Regions from separate parts of the Homo sapiens genome. Here all the other regions are linked to region 2. Evidence: chromatin loops called from intact Hi-C (ENCODE). Cell type or tissue: CD14-positive monocyte. All regions are shown on one strand.

Region 1 (8,000 bases), 54 kb before region 2:
AGCTCACAGTACTAAAACCCTGTGGGAATGCAAGAAAAGTGACTTGAGAAATGATAATTACAGAATGACAGTTGACAATTTAACTATAAATAAATAAGTACAAAAATGAAATTGTAATGGGCTTCATGGGTAAAACAATAAAGGGCTATGACCTTTATACAGGAAATGTAAAACTTTACTGAGAAGTTTTCTTTAAAGTACATCACTTTAACTGCCCTCAAAGAGTTTAAGCAAGGTCTGTTATTTTGTTTATCGTTCTAGGTGTAAAGTGAAATAACTTTGATTTAGAGAGTCTGTACTGGGAGAATTTTCATATATATGAAACTTAACTTCGGAAAAGTCAAATATGATGCACTAAATGACTCCAAGTGTAACTCGTAGGAGGAATTTCTCAAATAACTTTAAGTATGATTTATACGTATCATATATATTTGTTTCATAATAGTGTTCATTTTATTTGTTTCTTCATTCCCTGTGGTTATAAAGGGAGATATGAGGTCACAGTGGGTCAAGCGTTTTATAGATGATTTGACAACAACTGTTCAATACCAGGAAAATAAACAGAAGTTGAAATCGTACATGTATTCATAATTAAAGTCATACTTCAGCAAGCTGGCTTTAAATATACAACATATAATTCTTTTAAATCAGACTCTCTGAATCCATGACCGCCATGTCTTCATGAAGCTGTCCTTCCTCAATCCCCATCTGTTTTAAGGGTTCCACCCATGTTCTTCCTTAGCACCCTGAGTATTTACTCTATTTACCTATTTGTCATGCTAAATTATGGCATAATAAATAAGGCAACCAATTCTTGATGTCTTATTATGTTCTAGTGCTGGGCTAAGTAAAATACTATATATACCATATTATTAAATCCCTAAGACAAACAAATATCTGCGTTAGATTTTATTATCTCCATTGTATACCAAATGAAACCTTCTTTGAGAAATTAAGAATCTTGTACAAGGTCACATGGCTAGGAAATTCTGAAAATGGGATTAAACATGGGATTAAATCCCATGTCGGATCGGTTTTACTTTAAAGCCTCCTACTTCCATTTATTTGTCTACCTTTCTATTATATTGCAAATTTTTACGAGGTCAAAGGACTTAGACTTTTATCAGAGAAATTTCTGCCACTGTCCCTGAAAGATGAAAAAAAAAGTGTAAAGACCAGCAATTAGAATTTTAAAAAATCTATTCCAGTGATTCTGCACTCTTAGAAATAGACGACACCTTCCTTGCAGTCTTATATTCAAGGAAGCTAATTTTCCTTATCTATTTGAAAACTAAAGACACTGATATGCCACAGTGAATATAAGATAAGAATGCCACAGACTTTATAATTAGCATCCATTCTTCACAGAGGATAAGCAGGATTAAAGTCTAGTTAACAAAATGAATTATATTTCCTGAATGCTTGTAATTTAAATCTATGTGGTTGAGTTGTTTTTACAAGAAGCAAGAAGCAAGTAGGTAACTCCACAGGCAGCTGGTAGAAGGCACCGAAGCTAGATCTATACAACTACATGCCCTTGGGTGTTTTAACCAAACTCTTCAGCTAACCTCTTGGATTACACTATTTTAAACAGATCAAGGCAGTGGGAACTGTACATTTGGAAGAAATAATTGCTATCTAAACTATACATGGTTGGACTGCATTCATTCAGGCTTTGTGGAACATTTATTTGTGCACATTTTAGCAAGTTGCTCAACTTTCTGTGATTTATTGTTTTCACTTACTGAATGGGTGTAGAGTAATAACTATGGTCATCTTAGAAGTTTATCTGCATTAAGTAAACCTCCTACCAACACGGTAAGGTAGCGACTAATTATTTTTCTCATTTTACAAATGAAAAAAAGAGGTACAGTGAAATAAAGTAGTATCGAACGTGACAGACCTCATAAACAATGGAGTTTGGAACCAATGCCAGTTTACCAGACAAGGTATGCTTAACTACCACAGACAGCCACCATAATTACACTATTTCAAAGGTTTCTGTGGGATAAAAAAGTAGTTTCCAAGAAATACTGATGTCTGGCTTCCAACCCCTGTGCATTCTGTTTCATTGGTATGAAGTGTAACTCAGGCTTTGGGATTTTTCAAAGCTCCCCAGGTGATTTTCAGGTTCAAAGTTTGAACCCAATGGTATAAACACTTTAGCAGAGAGCATGACACACAAAGTGAAGGTGATAAATATCATCTCTATTAATACTCCTATTATTATTAATGGTATCATTAGAAACTGGTATGAAAGCAAAACAGGTGAATTATTTTTTAAATGACAAAATATAAGGCAAGGACAAAACAAAATGAAACAACAAATTAAGTGGTATGTGGCCACCATCTTTTCCTGTTAAAAAGATAAATTTTAAAATTGCTTTGTGTAAAAGATAAACTAAAGAAAAGTGGATGCTGACAAAATAAACCAATGAAACAGTAATAGACCTGAAACTTGGCTTTTAGTTGAGTTCTACTGGATTCTGTTTTCTGGTTTGAGTCAGAGAAAATCCACTTTGGAGCTTCCCATTTAGCTGGCTATACAGGGACAAAGCCTAAAATATTTATCAGGAATACAACCATTTCTCACATGGTTCATATTTTTCATGAGATTTTGAAGTTTTCTGTAGTGATTACTGAGTCACTTATAGCTTTGCACAGAAGAAAATTTGCATTCAAGGAGCTCAGGCAATATTCAGCAGTTTCCTATCATTATAACTGTCTATAATATTTCTAAACTGTCCCACCTGTAGAAATGGATATAGACTTTTTTGATCTCTCAATATTTATTTCAGCCTTATGATTCTGTTGATAAGATTATACATTAGCAAAACCTAATGCTTAGAATGAATATACAACTGAGGTACTAGACACAATTTCAAGTTACAGTGAGTTTCTCTCTGTCTCTAGTTTTTCATCCTTCAGCTGTGGCTTGCTTTAGGCAAAGGACATGTGGTTACTAATTTTAGTTTGTCATTACTTGAGTTTCCTAAGGTCAGCTAGCTGTGGTGACTGGAAGGAAATGCATGCGTGCGTGAGTGTATTAGTCAGAACAAGGGAATTATTTTTACATCAATCTGCAGCCTTTGTTTACTTGTCCTAGGGATGACGTAAAAATATTTTCATACAATCTATTAAATTTAACTTACTTTTACATTTAATGTTTCAAAACTCTGTACATAAAGTAAAAATAATATTGACAGTTTTTACTGTGAAGAAAGAGTGAAAACATTAATATATTTTGCCTTTTTCCCTCTCTCTCTGAGTCCCTATGACAGCTGAAGGGTATATCTAGCCTAATGCTGAAGCTACTGAATTTATTTTCAGGATATTTTAATGCTGTCAGAATATATACAACTACAAAAATACAACTAACTCTATTATCGTAAGTACCATGATTGACATTTCTGTCCACAAAAAGGTACATTATGTGTCCATAATGTATTAGACAGAACAAATCTATAAATTTCCTATGCAATTTTGTCATGAACAATATATGACCTAAAAACTAGGTTTCTTCAATTTGTTACAGTAAATGGATTCTAGCAAATCAGAATTTTCAGAGCATGAATATAATCAATTCTAGCTTAGCTATTCTGGTTTAGAAAAGTCAGCTCAATTATTTCCAGTCTTTTAGACATCTCCTAACAAGAGAGCATTTGGTTATTTAAACAGCATCACAATAAATTGTGTATATTATATTACCTGGAAAGTATATTTTTAATATCTGATTCTATACACACATATATAGAGTCAGATATACCATACAAAATAATTTAATTTTCCATATGCAGAAGAAGCACATCAGTAGAAAAGCCAATGATATTTTGCTCTTTTACATGTTATGTACATGTTACGAAAAATAACTTTCTCCTTTGAATTCATTGTTAGGACTTTGTACAGTGCTGCCAATTACTTTCAAATGTGAGAGAGGATATATATCTAGTTGGAATTCAACTGTAATTTAGCCTATAAAATACGATCTTACAAATAAACATTAATTGTTGCTGTTTCCACCAGGCTGTAGTTTTCTAAACCATTAATTGACTTCCTAGTCACCAATTGATTTTTGTGATTTACAAAATTAAAAATAGGCCAGGTGTGGTGGCTCATGCCTGAAATCCCAGCACTTTGGGAGGCCAAAGCAAGAGGTTTGCTTGAGGCCAGGACTTGGAGACCAGCCTGGACAATGTAGTGAGATCGCATCTGTACAAAAAATACGAAAATTAGCCTGGTGCTGTGGCTCATGCCTGTAGTCCCAGCTACTTCGGGAGATTGAGGTGGGAGGATTGCTTGAGCCCTGGAGTTGGAGATTACATTGAGCCATGATCCTGCAACTGCACTCCAGTCTGGGAGACAGAGTGAGACTCTATCTCTAATGAATGAATGAATGAACAAATGAATAAAAATTTACAATGAATAAAGTAGTAGCATATTTTTCCTTATGTTCTGTGTTTACAGAGTCTGATCTTTAATTTGCCAAGTTTGATCTATATTTATATTAAAATGACTTTTCTTTCTACCAAAGAAAATCTAGCAGAACAATCTTAAAGAGACTCTACCAATTACGAAATAAGTTTTAGTCATTATTCTAAGAGTGATTTGCTATTTGACCTAGCAAGAACATTAGTAATTCTGGTAGAACGTGGTTCTGATAATCTTCAAGAAGACATAGATGGCCCATTTGTCTTCATGCTTTTCCCTAGCTCAAAGTACCTGGGGTCCGTTCCTGAGTGCTGTCAGCCTATCTCACTTTCCTTTATATACTATGCACTTAATCTCAGGCCATGTACCAATGGTAACTGCTATGCTTGCTGACCTCTACAGTGGGAAATTACCAAGTCGGAACCTCTTTCAATTCCCAAAAGCTCTCCTTGTTTTCTTAGTCATTCTAGTATTATCTCACATCAGTGGATTTACTCCTTCAGGAACATGCATATAGGAACCGCCAACCAAAGAGAGGCATTTCACTAGGCACATGAAGAAAGGGGATATTAAAAGTGAAACAACCATATTGGATCAATCACCTGAAACTTTTATTTTAAAGGTCAAATAAGTGTTGAGGAAATTGGGATAGTCTTGGAAGGGCTAGGAAAGAAAATTAAGGGTACACACAGAACCTTTCCAGAGTAGGACGTATTTTATAGGAGAGTTAGTTTTGTTCAAGTGTAGCATAAATTGGAAGCCACCTTGACCCCCAACTATTTAGCAAAATGGCTGGGCTTTGGGAATATTGGCTGAGCATGTATGTGTCAAGCAAAAAAGACACAAACTGAGAGACCAGGTATGAGAAAACATGATGTATTGTACTGACATCTAGGTAAACCAAATCATTTTATCAATGTACAAGCATCTATAGAAAGTGTAGTATCTGTTTTTAACAGAGACATCAAGTAGCAGTGACTAAAACAACTGTCTCATTGTGGCCTCCAGTCCACTCTTAACCAAATACAGATGTGTCCCCAGCTCCCTTCTCTTCCATCCCTATCTACACAGTACATATTCCCAGTGGTCCACCATCACAACCATTTGCTTGTCAATACCTCCAAATCCCTTTCTTTTTTCTACATCCATCGGAGTCACAGGGAATGGCTGTAGGTATATTATCTCACAAACTTGCTTATGGTATCCACTTGAGTTATTTTTTAAAATACTTTTTTTGTTATTTTAATTGATGAATCATAATTATATACATTTATTGCATACAATGTGATGTTTTATCTTGATATCTATACATGCAGTATAGAATAAACAAATCAAGCTAATTAACATATCTTACCTTTCTGGTCATTTTTTTTTGTGGCAAGATATTTGAATTTTATTCTCTTGGTTACTTTGAAATACACAATACATTATTATTGGGAACTCAATACTTCCTAACAATTCTACTATTTCTTTAGTGTGTTTACTCTCTTCCCTTTTGGAAACAACTGTTTTATACCTAGTTTTATTTCGTCAAACCAGTAGCATGGTATCCCAATTCATTCTGGCCTGAAAACCTAATCTTACACTTCATTGATAAAATGGAAGTTAATGGAAACAAACAAAACAACAACAACAACAACAAAAACGCTACCTCATCTTCTCTTCACCAAAGCCTGCACTTCTGTTAAGAGGAATGAAGCGTTCCTGCCCTATCATAGTGCAGTCCCTCTTCCTTCAGTTCTTGGCTTCATTTTTTTCTATCTCCTGGACTCACCCTTAACATGCATTCTTTTCTTCTGCATTTCAACAAATCCTGATCTACTTGATATTTTATGGTCATGTATAGACACATTCAGGAATTATTTTTCTTTAAAGTATTTCTCCCATAACCTCATTTCACCTTTCAGCTCCTACTCAATGTCTTGTCTCCCTTAGAGAAAACTCTACATTCTATACTCATTATCTTCATTTTTGTCCACATTGCCAAGTCTTACCACTCCACTAAAACATCTTTTTCAAGGTTGCCATAGTCATAGTGTTGCTTTATTAGCCACTGGCCACATCCCTGTTTTTTATCTTTATTAAAACTTAGAATTTGAAACAACTGAATACTCACTCTTTCTTGAAATATTCTGTCTTAGTTATTGGAATCCCCTGCTGTTGTAACGTTTTCTTTTTCCTTTCTTCCTTTACCACCTCAAACTGGTTATTTGCTCTATGTAGTAAAGACTTAACTTTATACAGAGACATACCTGGCCTTTGCCCTACATTACCTTAAGGTGGTCTGTAGGCCCTTGGAATATCCTGCCTTGATAAAAATGTCTTTATTTACCAGGTGGCCTTGGCCACTGGATAGTTTAAAAGTGTTATTTATAATGGAGGCTTTGAGACCCAGAAGTATCTTCTCTGTCTCTAGAAAGGCTGGAGACTGAAGTTCACCCATATTTGTAGTCAACCATGGATCCCCTCAGTAAAAATTTTGGATACCGAGGCTCAGGTGAGTTTCTGTGGTTGGTAAAACTTCATACTTATTGTCACATATTGATGGGAGGTAACTTTCAGTGAATTCTATGAGTAGTTCTAGAGAATTATCAAGTATAATGGTGGTTTGGGGAAACTCCTAAACATTCAAGTGATATTAGAAGTGAGGGAGGTCTCATGGGCTGTGCTTCTTCAAATTCTGCAGGATCCTTCTCCTCTTTTTTGAATATTAGAGTGTTCTAGGGCTTGGTCCTAGACCCCTTTTCTCTAACTACCAACTCTCCCTATATGATTTCATGGAGTCCTGGATTTTCAAATGCCATCCAAAATCAATATTTCTAGATCCAAATTTTCCCAAGGAGTTCAGGATTTATAATCATTCTCATTTGTAACATGTGCTTTTATGATTATTAGCTGCTGAATTTCACATGCCCCACAGAAAGCTCTTCATTACCCCTTCTCATCTTGTTTCTCTTTAGTTAACGTTATCTTAGTTAGTAGCAACTACTTGCTCAAACTAGAACCTAAGACATGTTCTTGATTCATTCTTTAAATTACCTTATGACATAATGAGGTGAATTCAATATCGGGTTGTATTTTAATTAGCACTGATAATTCAGTGCATATGAAAAGGTAAGATTATTCTGTTGGTAAAGGTATGATCATCCTGATTGTTAAAATATTTTACTACATCTAGACTAGTTTAAAAAACCCATTGCTTGAAGCAAGACTTCATTTATCTTTCACCTTCTGTCCCAGCCTCTCTGGTTGTATACCTAATTATTTTTCCTACTTCCTGGAATCCAGTGACTAAAGGGTTAATGCCTGTCTGGGGAATTTTAGGACTTTGTTCTGACTCTTAAACCAGCTTCAGTTATGGCTGGTGGATTCTTGTGCTAGTTATATCAAAAAGTTCTCCTCTCAAGCAGTTCCCTTGATATCTCTTGGGACTACTGAGGGCTGATTGTCCCACACTGGCTTGTGCCAGTTCTCCACATCTCCCACCAGTTCATTGTTGGTTTCCTGGGAAGGCCTTCTTTCCCAATATCTTCTTGATCTTGAACTCCAGGATGGGAGAAAGAGTGCCTAGT
Region 2 (8,000 bases):
TTTTTTTAATTTTTAGTGGAGATGGGGTTTCACTGTGTTGGCCAGGATGGTCTCGATCTCTTGACCTCGTGATCCACCCGCCTCAGCCTCTCACAGTGCTGGGATTACAGGTGTGAGCCACTGCGTCTGGCCAAGAAGGTCAAACCCTTCTTTTGAAAGATTTGTCCCTGTACTTCTATGAGGAACAAATTTTATATATTTTTAAATTTTGTATATCTATATATAACATATAAATTTAAATATAAAATATTCAATACATTTTAAAATATTAAATTTATACATTTTAAAGTATTAAAATATTATATTTTAATATATGGTATATATTACATCTGTATTTTATGTATATAATATATAATATGTATATTTTAAAATATTAAAAAAGATAAATTTATATTTTATATTATATATATACACACACACACACACACACACACACAGAGTATAAGGCATTGGCTCACACTATTATGAAGGCTGGGAAGTACGAAGAACTGCAGCTCAAAATACCTGAGAACCAGGACAGCCAAAGGTATATGTGTCAGACTGAATCTTAAGGCAAGAGAGTACTGATAACCCAGTTCAAAGACCATGAGACAGAGAGAGTGAATTCTTTGTTGCCTAGAATTTTGCTCTATCCAGACCTTTATTTAACAGATGGGATGAGCTTTGCTCACATTGGTGGAGGACAGGAGCAGGAGCAATCTACTTTACTCAGTCTACAGATTCAGATGTTAATCTCAGCCATCCAGAAATATCCTCACAGACACGCCCAGAATCATGTTTAATCGAATATCTGCTCACTTCATGACCCCATCAAATGGACACATAAGAGAAACTGTCACAAGGCCCTTCTCTTTAAAGTCTATTGATCCAAACGTAGTGACAAACAATGATGGTAAATTTACCATATATCCTGGAAAGCCATATGCCTACATAAAAATCAGAACTTCTATTGATACAGAAAAATTAGAGAACACATATTGGTGTACGTTTAGCAATATCTGCCTCTGAAGAGAACTGACAGTGAAGAGTGAAAGAGAAAGGAGTTTCCAGGAAATAAAGTGGATTAAGCTTCCTGAAATATGGGAAATAATATATCATTTATAAGAATTATTATTTTCAGCATTTGTTGATATTATGGTTTGGTGAAAATTATTACGTAGACATTTTCTTTTCATTCCAGTATATTTTTTTGAAAATTTCTGTTGTACTTTGAGATATTTAATATATATGCTTTACCTTTTTTAATGTGTAAAAAACTTTAGATGTCTCATGTCATTAATTGAATTTTGAATATTCCAATGTAATTTCCCATAGACTATACATTTAAACTGCATATTTTAAATACTGAGTTTTCACTGCTACTTAGTGGTTTTAAGTATTTTTAGATAATATCTTTTGGTTTCTTAGCTTGAAGAATGAGGATATGGCTCTTTTTCACATCCCTGCACTACCTTATACACTCACACATATGCACACAAGAAGAACTGATAAATTACTTTATGTATTTGACTACAAAGAAACCAGTGTGTGTGTGTACATGTGTGTGTTTGAAATATCTCTCCTGAAATCTTTACTCCTCTTGTTCCAGTCTAAACTGGATTTTTCTCTAGTCTCCTCTTTACACCCTTTTGTGTTAAATGCCCTGATTCCTGGGTCCTTCCTAAATCTATTCCTTCGTTTTTTATGAAATATATACTTCAACAATGTTCTATAGATACTCTGTAACACAGAAAAAGGTGCACAGAGAAAGTTAATTTAAGCCCTTGCATGTTTGAAAATATTTTTATCCTTGCATTTAGTTTGCAGTGAGATTCATAGACTTCCAGGAGAGAAAAGACTTTCCCTCAGAAACTGAATCCATTGTTCAGTTCTTTTTTAGTTTCCAGTGTTGCTTGTTAGAAGTAAGAAGTCATTTTTATTCCTTTGTATAAGCCCTTTGTATGTAACCCATTTTTTTCCTTTCCAGATGCTCTTAGGACTTTTCCCAAATGTCCTGAAATTGTATAGTTATGAAGAGTAGTCATGAGTATTGATGAATCTGAGTCACATTGTGGATACTCAGTGGACCCTTTTTTTTTGTGGAAAATCTTATCCTTCTATTCTGGAAAAATTTCTTAAGTGATGCTTTCATAATATCCTCCCCATCATTGTCTCTCTCAGTGGAACTCATTAGTTGGCCTGTTAGACTGAGCTTTTGTTGTTGTTGTTGTTGTTAACCTTTTAGAATTCTATTATTTTAAAATTATTTTTTTCACCTGCAAAATTTTCTATTCATTGCTTTTCAACATTTCAATCATTTGTTTTTATTTTTGTCAAAAGATTTCACATTTCTAAAAATTTGTATTCTCTGAATACTCTCATATCATAAATGTAATATAGTATTTTTAGATTTGAAGATGAGAATTATAATTTTATATGAGTGTTTTTTATTCCCCATATGATCTCTGATGTTTTTATTTGTTCTTTTTTCTATCTTTGGATTTTCATGTGCATTTTTTTGTGTTTTGTTTTTAAGGAGCTTCTCAAATACCTGGTGATCCTTGGCTGTCCAATCAAAATAAGTAGGTCCTAACATTCTAATAGGAAGATTTATGTATGTGGTAATGGCTTGTTTAATCATGAATTTGTATTTAGGTAGGGTACAAGGTTTTTGTTGTTTTTTTTTTACCTTTTATTTTAGGTTTAGGGGTACATGGGCAGGATTGTTGTGTAGGTAAACTTCACGTTGCGGGGAATTTGTAGTTCTCTATTCTACAGGGCAGTTTCCTCAGAAAGAAATCCTCCAGTCATCTGCCAACAACAGAAAAGCATAGAGGCCAGAGTAGTGGGAGGCAGGCAGCCATGGGGGCAAGAGGACCTCCATTCAGTACACCCTCGATCGCCTGGTTCCATGTGTCCAGGGGGGTGCCTCATCTTTGACCTTAGCTGGTCAAGATGTCTCCAATTCACAGTCTCTGTAATTCAACATCTTCAGAGAATAATCCTTTTTTTTTTTTTTTTTTCCTGCAGAGCTCAAGAAAGGGCAATTGACTAGTTTGTTGGACTTGGGGAGAACATCAGGGCAGCTACCTGCTCCTAAAGACACTTTCAACAAATCTTTTGTTTTCTGTCCCACTTCACACTCTGGCTTTCAGAGATAATTTGCGACTCCAATTTTTGACACTTTCCATGGTTCTGTACCATAAATCATGATTTTTTTAAATTGTCATTACCCAAGCTGTCATGTTCTGGATTTTTCATGTATACACTCAGTTACTATTCATCTGTATGCTTTCTATATTCCAAAAATAACATTTTATGTACTAAAATCTGTTTTCTTTGATTTTTTGCTTATATATATTCAAAAATAACTTAATGTCACTTTAGTTGGGTTTTCAGAGAGACCAGAAATGCCTGTTGCCTATGCACCATTTATAAAATTGAAAATCTTCACTTAGTTTCCAGTAATATATTTTATATTTGTTGTATTCTATTAAAAGTGCTCTTGTGAAGTCACCAATAACCACTGTTGTGCCAGAAACAATGTAATCCTTCCAGTGACATTGATCTTGATGACCACAAATCACTTAAAAAATGTCACTCCCTGACTTCTCTGTCTTTAAGAACCTCCCATTCTCTGACCCTTTCTTAGTCTCAAATTGTTCTCAATCTCCTTGTACTCTAGTGTTTTTTTGCCTTCCTGCCAGTCTTGGTGTCCACTGAGATTCTGATTTTATTCGATCCTAATCTTATCCTACATAATGAGTTATTCTATTTCTCTGATTATTTTCACTACCAATTGCATCATGGTGACCCACAATCTGAATCTCTATCCCTGACTGAATTCCTGATCTTCAGACACATATGCCCCTCTAATGTGCAGATATTTCAATCCTGCAAACAGCTTAATTTGGATGTCCTAAAATAATCTCAAAGTAAAGCTAATAACAAACTCATCATCACCTACAGCATGCATGTTTTTTTCCCGTGGGTGTCGCAATTTAGTAGATGACTGTATTCAGTAATTCAAGTATTTCAGAAAAGGAAATTACTCAAGAGTTTCCCCTTTCTCTCTTATTTATCATGTCCACTAGATTATTTACAACTTAATTTTTGATTTACTTCAGATTTTACTTCTCACTTGAGCCTATTACTTCAGCTCAACCTTTTAGGTTTATCTGATATTATCTCTTTCTCTTTGAAACCACCTCAATTAATGCTTTCAGAATGAACTATCTAAGATTTAAATTTGGGAATTTAGTTGTTCTAGCATAAATGCTTCAGTGCTAACTGCTACTTTTACTTTAAAGACCACACTGCTTAGAGTAGGATGCAAGAGCCATCATTACTAGCCATTATCTCCCCAAATACTCTCATCTCCCCAAATTCTTCCAGCTTAACCCTAGTGGATAAAAACACACTTGTAGATTTCTGTAAACTTGATACTGTCTTATATTTCAGTGGGTGTATTTTTATACCTTATTTTTTTAAACCTTTCAGATTTTTTTTCAACTTTAAATTCAGGGGTACATGCGCACGTTTGTTACCTGTGTGTATTGCATGATTCTGAGGTTTGGGTTGAGAATGATTCCATCAATGAAGTTTGGTATTATATTGGCTGTGGGTTTGTCATAGATGACTCTTATTTGAGATATGATCCTTTCATGCTGAATTTCTTGAGTGTTTTTATCATGAAGGGATGTTGGATTTCATCGAAAGCTTCCCATGTCTATTGAGATAGTCATATCATTTTTGCTTTTAATTCTGTTGATGTGGTGGATTATATTTATTGATTTGTATATTTTGAACCAACTTACGTCCCAGAAATGAAGCCGACTGGATCATGGTGAATTAACTTTTTGATGTGCTATTGGATTCAGCTTGTTAGGATTTTATTGAGGGTTTTTACACCTATATTTATTACAGATATTGGCCTGTAATTTTCCTTTTTCACTGTGTCTTTGCCAGCTTTTGTTATCAGTGTGATGCTGGCTGGCTTCACAGAATAAATTAGGAAAAAATTTGTCTTCCTTGATTTTTTGCAATAATTTCAGTAGAATTGATACCAGCTTTTCTTTGTAATCTGGTAGAATTTCGCTGTGACAGCTGGGCAGGGTGGCTCATGCCTGTAATCCCAGCACTTTGGGAGGTTTAGGTCAGCCTATCACTTGAGGCCCAGTGTTTGAGACCAGCCCGGTCAACATGGCAAAACCCTATCTCTAATAAAAGTATAAAAGTGATTCAGGTGTGGTGGTACATGCCTGAAATCCCAGCTACTCGGGAGGCTGAGGCAGGAGAATCTCTTGGACCTGGGTTGCAGTGAGCTGAGATTGCTGCCACTGCACTCTAGCCAGGGCGACAGAGCAAGACTCTGTCTCGAAATAAATAAATAAATAAATAAAATTTGGCTGTGAATTCATTTGGTTTGGAGCTTTTGTTTTTTGGCTGGCAGTTTTTATTTTATTAGTGATTTAATTTCAGAACTTGATACTGGTCTGTTTAGGGTTGCAATGTCTTCCTTATTCAATCTTGGAAGATTGTGTGTTTCTAGGAATTTATCCATTTCCTCTAGATTTTCTAGTTTGTGTGTATAGAAGTGTTTATAATAGTCCTTAAAATTCTTTATGTTTCTCTGAGATTAGTTATAATGTCACTTATAGTTATAACATCACTTATCAGTTTTAATGTCACTTTGCTGTTTCTGATTGAACTTATTTGGATTTTCTTTTTTTCTTTGTTAATATAGCTAGCAGTCTATTGATCTTGTTCACCCTTTCAAAGAACCAACTTTGGGTTTTGTTGACTCTTTGCATGGACTTTATGGTGTCAATTTCATTTAGCTCTGCTCCGATTTTACGTATTTCTTTTCTCCTGATAGCTTTGGAGTTAGTTTGTCCTTTTATTTCTAGTTTTTCTAGGGGTGATTTTAAGTCCTTTATTTGAGATATTTCTGACTTTGTGAGGTAAGTGTTTACCACTGTGAACTTTCCTTTTAACACTGCTTTTACTGCATACCAGGGATTTTGGTATGTTGTCTTTGTTTTTATGCATTTCAAAGACTTTTTTTTAAATTTCTGCTTAATATGGTTGTTTCCTAAAAGTTATTCAGTAGTAAGTTGTTTAATTTTCATATAATTTTGTAGTTTCGAGAGCTCTTCTTGGTATTGATTTATTTCTGTTTTTATTCCACTGTGGTCCAAGAGTATGGTTGGTATGATTTTTATTTATTTTTTTAATTTGTTGAGGCTTGCTTTATGGCTGAGCATGTGATTGATCTTATAGTGTATTCTGTGCGCAGAGCAGAAGAATGTATATTCTGTTGTTGATGGGTGGAGTATTCTATAGATGTCTATTAGGTTCAACTGGTCAAGTCTTGAGTTTAAGTACAAAATATCTTTGTTATCTTTCTGCTGTTGAAGTTGCCCATCATTATTGTACAGCTAAGTCTTTTAATAGGTCTAGAAGTACTTTTTTGTGAATCTGAGTGCTTAAGCATTGGGGATGTATATATTTAGAATAGTTAAATCTTCTTGGTGAAACAAACCTTTTCCCTATGTAATGTCCTTGTCTTCTTTTCACTGTTGTTGATTTAAAGTTTGTCAGATATAAGAATAGTGACCTCTACTCTTTTTAGTTTTCCATTCCTGTGGTAGATCTTTCTCCAATGCTTTATTTTGCATCTATGGATATCATTACATGTGAGATAAGTCTTTTAAAGAGAGGAGACAGAGGGGTCTTGTTTTTAATCCAGCTTGCCACACTTAGCCTTTTACATGGGGCATTTAGACCATTTACATTCAAGTTTAATATTGATACATGAAGTGTCAATCTTATCATGATGTTGTTAGTTGGTTGTTTTGTAGTTTCTATTGTGTGGTTGCTTATAGGGTCTGTTGGCTAGGTACTTAAATGTGCTTTTGTGGTAGCACGTATCATTCTTTTATTTCCATGTTTAAAACTACCTTAATTAAGGATCTCTTGTAAGACAGGTCTAGTGGTAAAATATTCCCTTAGTACTTACTTGTCCAGAATAGATTTTATTTCTCTTTCTTATATGAAGCTTAGTTTGGTAGGATATGAAATTCTTGGCTGGAATTTCTTTTCTTTAAGAATGCAGAAAATAGGCCCCCAATTTCTTCTGGCTTATAAAGGTTTCTGGTGAGAAGTATACTATTAGCCTGATGGAGCTCCCTTTCTATGTGATCTGACCTTTATATCTAGGTGCTTTTAAGATTCTTTAGCATTGACCTTGGACAGTCTGGTGACTATATGCCTTGTTGATATTCATTTTGTATAATATCTCACAAGTGTTCTCTGGATTTCTTCAACATGATTATCTACTTCTCTAGCGAGATTAAGGAAATTTTTTTGAAAGATTTCCTCAAATATATTTTTCAGATTGCTTACTTTTTCTCCTTCTCTCTGAGGAATGTCAAGAATTCATAGGTTTGATCACTTTATATAATCTCATATGTCTCAAATACTTCATTTATATTTTAAAATTCATTTTCCAGGGCCGGGTGCAGTGGCTCATACCTGTAATCCCAGCATTTTGGGAGGCTGAGGTGGGTGGATCGCTTGAGGTCAGGAGTTCGAGATCAGCCTGGCCAACATGATGAAACCTTGTCTCTACTAAAAATACAAAAAGCTGAGGCAGGAGAATCACTGAAACCTGGGAGATGGAGGTTGCCTGGGCTGAGATCACGCCACTGCACTTTAAAAAAAGGGAGGAAAAAAAAAGAATTTCTTTTCCTTTATTTTTGTTTGATTAGGTTAGCTTAAAAGACCAGTCTTCAAGCTCTAAAATAGCAGACCAAAAAATAAAGCTCTGTTGAACTATCAAGATGTCTTTCTACAATTTTGTATTCTTTTACCTTTGTTTTGGCTCTTCTTTTAATATTTTGTTCTCACATATATTTGCAAGTGGAGAATTCCTTTTTGGCAAGTATACATGTTTTTACAGCCATGGCTGTACTATACTCTATCTTTTCATGAAATTCTAGCTTAATACAAATTTAGAT
Region 3 (8,000 bases), 75 kb after region 2:
GCAATGTTTCTGAATTAGTTTATCAGGTCTAAGAGTTTTTTGGTGGAGTCTTTAGGATTTTTCAGATATAAGTTCACATAATCTGCAAACAAGGATAATTTGACTTCTTCCTTTCCAATCTGGATGCCCTTTATTTCTTTATCTTGTCTAATTGCTCTGCCTAGGACTTGCAACACTATGTTGGATAACAGTGTTGAAAGCGGACATCCTGATCTTAGATGAGAGGCTTTCAGTTTTTCTCCACTCAGTATAACTAACTGTGGGTTTCTAGTATATGTCTTTTATTATGTTGAAGTATGTTCTTTCAGTACCTGTTCTTTTTTTTTTAGAATTTTCATGAGCAAGGTATCTTGAATTGTATTAAATGCTTTTTCAGCATCAATTGAAATGATTTTATGTTTTGTGTCCTTTCTTCTGTTGATACAATGTATTACATTGGTTGATTTACATATGTTGAACAATTCTTACATCTCTTGGATAAATCCTACTTGGTCATGATGAATGATCTTTTTAATGTGTTGTTGAATTTGGCTTGCTAGTGTTTTGTTATGGATATTTGCATCAATATTCATCAATCATATTGGCTGATATTTTATTTTTCTTTTTTTTTTTAATGTGCCTTTGTCTGGTTTTGGTATCAGAGTAATGCTGTCCTTGTAGAATAAGTTTGGAAGTATTTCTTCCTCTGTTAATCTAAGGTTTTTTTTTTTCCTTCAAATTATTTTTAGTTCTGGTGTACTTGTGTAGGATGTGCAGGTTTGTTACATAGGTAAATGTTTGCCATCGTGGTTTGCTGCACAGATTAACCAATCATCTAGGTATTAACCCAGAATCCATTAGCTATTCCTCCTGATGCCCTTCCTTCCCCTGACACCCTCACAGGCCCAAGCGTGTGTTGTTCTCCTCACTGTGTAAATGTGTTCTCATTGCTCAGCTCCCACTTTAAGTGAGAACATGAGGTGTTCGTTTTTTTGTTCCTGAATTAGTTTGCTGAGTATAATGGCTTCCACCTCCATCCATGTTCCTGTGAAGGACAAGATCTCATTTCTTTTTATGGCTGCATAGTATTCCAGCATGTTATTCCATGATATAGCTGCACAGTATTCCATGCTGTGTATGTAAAACCATTTCTTTATCCTATCTATCACTGATGGGTATTTAGGTTGATTATACGTCTTTGCTATTGTGAATAGTGCTGCAATGAAGATACGCTTCCATGTATCTTTGTAATAGAATGATGTATATTCCTTTGGGTATGAAAATCTCCAACCTACTTCCCACAGTGCTGAACTAATTCAGGTTTCCACCAATATTGTATAGGCATTGCTTTTTCTTCACAGTGTTGTCAGCATCAGTTATTTTTTGACTTTTATTTTCACACAAAAAATAAAAGGAGAAAACACTTCTCAATTTATTCTGTGAGACCAATATTAACTTGATATCAGAACTTCACAATAGCAAAGACCTGGAATCAACCCAAATGCCCATCAGCAATAGACTGGATAAAGAAAATGTGGTACATATACACCATCTAATACTATGCAACCATAAAGAAGGATGAGATCATATCCTTTGCAGAGACATGAATTACCTGGTAGCAATTATCCTCAGAAAACTGGCACAGAAACAGAAAACCAAACACTGCATGTCCTCACTTATAAGTGGGAGCTGAACAATGAGAACACATGAACACATGGAGGAGAACAATACACATTGGGGCCTGACAGGGGGATTTGAAGGGAGAGAGGGCATTAGGAAAAATATCTAATGCATGCTTGGCTTAATAGCTAGGTGATAGGTTGATCTGTGCAGCAAACCACCATGGCACAGGTTTACCTAAGTCACAAACCTGCACATGCTGCACATTAATCTCAGAAATTAAAAAATTACATCTAATAAATTCACACATTAAAATTATCAAAAATTCTAAAAAACTGAATACAGCAACATATAAAAATTATTATACATGATGACCAAATGATATACTTTTGACATTTTGTCAATAGCCATTCTGATTGGTGTGAGATGGTATCTTACTGTGCTTTCGGTTCATTTTTCTCTGATGATTAGTGATGCTGAACACTTCCATATATTTTTTGCTACTTGTATGTCTTCCTTTGAGAAGTGTCTGTTTATGTCTTTCGCCTACTTTTTAATGGTGTTATTTATTTTTTTCTGCTGAGTTGTTTTAGTTACTTACAGGTTCTGGATATTGGACTTTTGTTGGATACATCGTTTGTAAATGTTTTCTCTCATTCTGTCTCAGCACCATTTATTGAATAGAGAGTCCATTCCTCAGTGCTTATTTTTGCCCACTTTGTCAAAGAACAGATGGCATACAGCTTTATTTCTAAGTTTTTCATTTTGTCTATTGGTCTATGTGTCTGTTTTTGTACCAGGACCACACTGTTTTTGTTACTGTAGCCTGATAGTACAGTTTGAAGTCAGGAAAGGGGACGCTTCCAGCTTTGTTTTTGTTGCTTAGGGTGGCTTTAACTATTCAGGCTCTTCGCTTGTTCCATATGAATTTTAGAATTGGTTTTATTTTTCACTCTGTGAAAAATGGTATTGATCATTTGATAGGAATAACATTGAATGTGTGGATTGCCTTAGGCAGTATGGCCATTTTAATGGTATTGATTCTTTTACTCTGTGAGCATGGAATATTTTCCCATTTGTTTGTGTCATATCTGATTTTAGTGTTTTGTGGCTCTCCTTGTAGAGCTCTTTTAGATGTTTTCCTAGGTATTTTATTTTTATTTTTTGGTTATTGCAGTTGAGATGAGTTCTTGATTTGGCTCACAGCTTCAACGTTTGTGGTGTACAGAAGTGTTATTGAATTTTGTACATTGGAGGACAGTTTGACTTCTTCTTTTCCGATTTGGATAACCTGTATTTCCTTCTGCTGTCTGATCACTCTGGCTAGGACTTCCAGGATTATGTGGAACAGTTGTGTTGAGAGAGAGAATCCTTGTCTTGTGCTGGTTTTCAAAGGGAATACTTTTAGATGTTTGGCTATGAATTTGTCATAGATGACTCTTATTATTTTGGGGTCTGTTTCCTTTGTTGCCTAATTTGTTGAGGGTTTTTTATCATAAAGGGATGTTGGGTTTTATCAACAGCTTTTCTGTGTCTGCTTTTTTATTTTAAATCCTGCTTATTTGGTGAATCACATTTATTGACTTGTGTATGTTGAATCAATCTTGCATTATGGGAATGAAGTGCACTGGATTATGGTGAATTAACTTTTTGATGTGCTGCTGTATTCAGTTTGCTAGTATTTTGTTGAACAAAACCGAAACCTTTTTGGATGTTGACATGATATTCAAAGGAAATGCTTATTGAAGTATTTCAGATTTTAGGTTATGGGATTAGGAATGCTCAACTAGTAATTATAACGTAGATATTCCAAAATTCAGAAAAGTACGAAATCCAAAACATTTTGTGTCCCCAGCATTTTGGAAAAGAGATACTCTACCCATAGTATAAAAAACAGGGAATTCTGAAAAAACACCTTCCTTCTGGTCAGTGCAGAGTACATTGCTCTTCTCTAAAAGTTCTTTGCTTAAACCACTCCTTTTGAGGGTCAGTTGATGTTGATTTCTGAGGTGGTAATAAGATCACAAATGCTCACTTATAGGTGTTTCTCTCTCATTTCAGTAGGGGAATACTTAGACACAGCATGGGCTATTTCCTCTTCAGAATGTGTATAGTCCCATTGGTGGTATGACACTATAACTTGCATATCTTTTGGTGGAAGTTTTTTAAATGTTTGCTTTATTTGTTTTTTCCCACAGGAAGCCAAGAATTCTCTCTTTATGCACCTATTTTTGAGTCATGTCTGTTTAAAAACACACAGTTCCATAAGCATTCCATTAAGCCTGATATAAAAATGAAAGAATGTCCTATTTTTTTAACCACACTAGAAAAAAACAGAAGATGAAATTTTGAGCAGGTAATGGATTTAGAGTCTTTAAACTTGATTCATAAGACATGAACTGGCTAGTAGCACCATTTTTTCCTTCAGAAAACCATTTTCAAGGCTTTCTGCTTTAGGAATACAGATATAAATTATAGAAAGTATGTAACTTTGAAGAATTTAGAATACAGCAGGAGAGGTGGGGAGAAGAAAGACAGTTATCATAGTGAAAGCATGATGTGAAAAGGGACATTTTTCCAAATCCCAGAGTTTACTATTGACAAATTCATGAAGAGAAACTGCACATATCTAACATTTGCTAAGAGTTTTGAGAAATACAAAGTAAATTTGGATTCAACCCTAGATCCCTAAGATTTCACAGTCTATTTAAGAATGTATAACACTCAACAAACATAAAAGCAATAGCAGATAGAGCATGACACTCTGAAGAAACACTACAGTGCATTGAATGCAAAATTATACACCTGCATTGTGCAGGGGAAAATAGTTTGGGGTTAAATCAGTCACTCAGTGATGTGAAGATTTTGAAGAACTGGAAGAACTACAAATTCAGTTGCAGTCATGAGCCTTTTTCTAATCCTAAACTCATTAAAAGTGAAGGTGAATTTCTGATTTCTTGAAATCCTTCAATGTCGAACATCATAATGCCATTTTATTTTATTATTTTTTTTAAGTTCTGGAATACATGTGCAGGATGTGCAGGTTTGTTACATAGGTAAATATGTGCCATGGTGGTTTCCTGTACAGATCAACCCATCACCTCTTTATTAGGTCAAGCATTCATTAGCTCTTTTCTCTAATGCCCTCCTCCATTCCCCATCCTCTTCTCTGGCCCCAGTGTGTGTTGTTCCCTTCCCTGTGTCCATGTGTTCTCATTGTTCAGCTCCCACTTATAAGTGAGAACATGCAGTGTTTGGTTTTCTGTTCTTGCATTAGTCTGCTGAGGATAATGGCTTCTAGCTTCATCCTTGTCCCTGCAAAGGACATGATCTCATCAATTTTTATAGCTGCATAGTATTCCATGGTGTATATGTAGAACATTTTCTCTATCCAGCCTATCACTGATGGACATTTGGGTTGATTTCATGTCTTTGCTATTGTGAATAGTGCTGCAATGAACATATGCATGCATGTAATGTATCTTTATAATAGAATGATTTATACTCCTCTGTGTATATACCCAGTAATGGTATTTCTGTGTCAAATGGTATTTCTGGTTCTAAATCTTTGATGAATCACCACACACTCTTTCACAATGGTTGAACAAATTTACATTTCCACCAACAGTGTTGAATGCAGCATACTGACGGGTCCTGTCTTTTTATCCAACTTGCCATTCTGTGTCTTTTAATTGGGGCATTTAGCCCATTTACTTTTAAGGTTAATATTGGTATGTGTGAATTTGATCCTGTCATCATGATGTTGGCTGGTTAATTTCACAGACTTGTTAATGCAGTTGCTTCATAGTGTCATTTGCCTGTGTATTTTAGTATGTTTTTGTAGTGGCTGCTAACAGATTTTCCTTTCCATTCCTAGTGCTTCCTTCAGGACCTCTTGCAAGGTAAGCCTGCTGGTGACAAAATCCTTCAGCATTTGCTTGTCTGAAAAGAATTTTATTTCTCCTTCACTTATGAAGCTTAATTTGGCCAGATATGAAATTCTGGGTTGGAAATTATTTTCTTTATGAATGTTGACTATTGGTCCCCAGAATTTTCTGGCTTGTAGGGTTTCTGCTGAGAAGTCCGCTGCTATTCTGATGGGCTTCCCTTTGTAGGTGACCTGGCCTCTCTCTCTGGCTGCCCTTAACATTTTTTCCTTCATTTCAACCTTGGAGAATCTGCTGATTATCTGTCTTGGGATTGATCTTCTTGTGGAGTATCTTACTGGGGTTGTCTGAATTTCCTGAATTTGAATGTTGGTCTGTCTTGCTAGGTTGTGGATGTTCTCCTGGATGACATCCTGAAGTATGTTTGTCAACTTGGTTCCACTCTCCCCATCTCTTTCAGGTACTTCAATCAGTCGTAGGTTTGGTCTTTTTACATAGTCTAATAGTTCTGGAATATTGTTCATTGCCTTTTATTTTTTTTCTCTAATCTTGTCTGCCTGCCTTATTTCAGCAAGATAGTGTTCAAGCTCTGATATTCTTCCTTCTGCCTGATAGATTCGCCTATTAATACTTGTGTTTGCATCATGAAGCTCTCATGCTGTGTTTCTCAGCTCCATCAGATCATTTGTATTCCTCTCTAAACTGGTTATTCTAATTAACAGTTCCTGTAATCTTTTATCATGGTTCTCAGCTTATTTGCATTGGGTTAGAACATAATCCTTTAGCTCAGCAAAGTTTGTCATTACTCAGTTTCTGATACCTACTTTTGTCAGTTCATCCATCTCAGCTTCAGCCCTGTTGTGTGCCCTTGCTGGAGAAGTGTTGAAATCATTTAAGGAGAAAAGGCATTCCAGCTTTTGGAATTTTCAGCGGTCTTGCATTGGTTTTTCATCATCTTTGCGGATTTATCTACCTTTAATCCTGAAGCTGTTGACCTTTGGATGGGATTTTTGTAGGGTCTTTTTTGTTAATGCTGTTGTTATTATTGCTTTCTGTTTTTTGTTTTTCTTCTAACAATCAGTCCCCTCTTCTGCAGATCTGCTGCAGTTTGCCCAAGGTCCACTCTAGACACTGTTCACCTGGGTATCATCAAAGGAGGCTGTAGAATAGCAAAGGTTGCTGCCTGCTCCTTCCTCTGGAAGCTTCATCCCAGAGGAGCACTGACCTGATGCCAGTCGGAACTCTCCTGCATGAGGTGTCTGGTGACCCCTGTTGAAAGGTCTCACCCAGTCAGCAGGAAAGGGATCAAGAACCCACTTAAGGAAGTAGTCTGGCTATCCGTTAGCAGAGCTGGTTCACTGTGCTGGGGAAGCCCCCTTGTCTGGATTGCTGGGACTCTTCAGATCCAGCACGTAGGAAAGATTAAGTTGGTTGAACCTGAGACCACAGCCGCCCCTCCCCACAGGTGCTCTGTCCTAGGGAAATGAGAGCTCTGTCTGTAAACTCCTGGCTGGTGTTGGTGGAATTCCTGCAAGGATGACTTGCCCAGTGGGGAGGGATGGATCCCAGTCCCACCTAAAGGAGCACTCTGGCCATGATCTGTTCCAGCGGCTGTGATGCACTGTGAAGACTGCTGCCCAGTCCAATCTGCCCAGCCTCCCTAGCACTCGTAGGGGAAAACCGCTGACTAGAGCTGCAGTAATGGCAGTCGCCCCTCCCCTGGGGAAGTCGGTCATCTTAGGCCTACACCAGGCTGCTATGCTGGCCTGTGGGGGGTACTAATCCAGTGGATCTAAGCTTGCAGGCTTCTGTTAGAGTGGACCTACTGAACAAGGCCATTTTGCTCCCTGGCTGGCTTCAGCCCCCTTTCCATGGGAGTGGATGGACTCCTGCCTCACTAGAGTTCCGAGAGCTGCTGGACTATGTAAAAACTCCTGCAGCTCAGTGCCTGCCCAAACAGCCTCCGACCAGAAAAGCAGCCGTGGGTCTGCCCAGTTTTGTGCTTGAGACCCAAGGCCCTGATGGTATATGCTCACGAGGGGATCTCCTGAGCCCTGGACTGCAAAAATCCTGGAAAAAATAGTACCCCGGGTGGGTAGCACAGTCCCTCACTGCCTCCCTTGCCTGAGGGAAGGAGGTCCCTTTGTCCGGTGTAGCTCCTGGGTGAACTGCCGTCCCACCCTGCTTTTCCTTGCTTTCTGTGTGTTGCACCAACTGCCTAGATAGTCCCAGTGATAGGATTTGGGTCCCTCAGTTTGAAATGCAAACATCACTCGCCCTGTGTGTTTTTCTCTGTGGGAGCTGCAGACTGGAGCTGTTTCTACTCAGCCATCATGGCTTTTTCTTTCTCCTTTTACTTACTGTTCTTCTGTGCATATTTCTTTTGTATAATCACACATTAATTCTACTACAGCCTGAGACTCCTTCTACAATCAGCTTTCATTCAGGGGATATTAAAAAGCAAAGGTGAAATTTCACCCTCAGTAAAAATGAAATGTTATGGCCATCTTAGGT

What was found. Peaks named below come from ENCODE experiments on the same cell type or tissue, not always from the same donor. Only the 100,000 strongest peaks of a DNase experiment are listed, where the experiment ranks them.
Region 1: it touches region 2 in a loop (3-fold over the local background); 2 of 110 quality-filtered maps call a loop at or near these places.
Region 3: a loop joins it to region 2, with 2.1 times the contacts of the local background. A loop is called at or near these places in 2 of 110 quality-filtered maps.

Annotation. Positions count from the first base shown.
Region 1 is chr11:105,239,643-105,247,642 of GRCh38, reverse strand. The region is part of intron 4 of LOC105369468 (a long non-coding RNA gene); the gene reads left to right. Among named protein-coding and RNA genes, the nearest start is that of CARD18, 100 kb to the right of the region's middle. In CD14-positive monocyte, no CTCF peak of the experiment used is centred here; a DNase peak (open chromatin) is centred at 3,012; H3K27ac peaks cover 1,786 bases.
Region 2 is chr11:105,185,766-105,193,765 of GRCh38, reverse strand. The region is part of intron 4 of LOC105369468 (a long non-coding RNA gene); the gene reads left to right. Among named protein-coding and RNA genes, the nearest start is that of CARD18, 50 kb to the right of the region's middle. In CD14-positive monocyte, no CTCF peak of the experiment used is centred here; a DNase peak (open chromatin) is centred at 3,985; H3K4me3 peaks cover 1,352 bases; H3K27ac peaks cover 2,818 bases.
Region 3 is chr11:105,110,940-105,118,939 of GRCh38, reverse strand. No RefSeq gene overlaps it. Among named protein-coding and RNA genes, the nearest start is that of CARD18, 25 kb to the left of the region's middle. In CD14-positive monocyte, no CTCF peak of the experiment used is centred here; no DNase peak of the experiment used is centred here.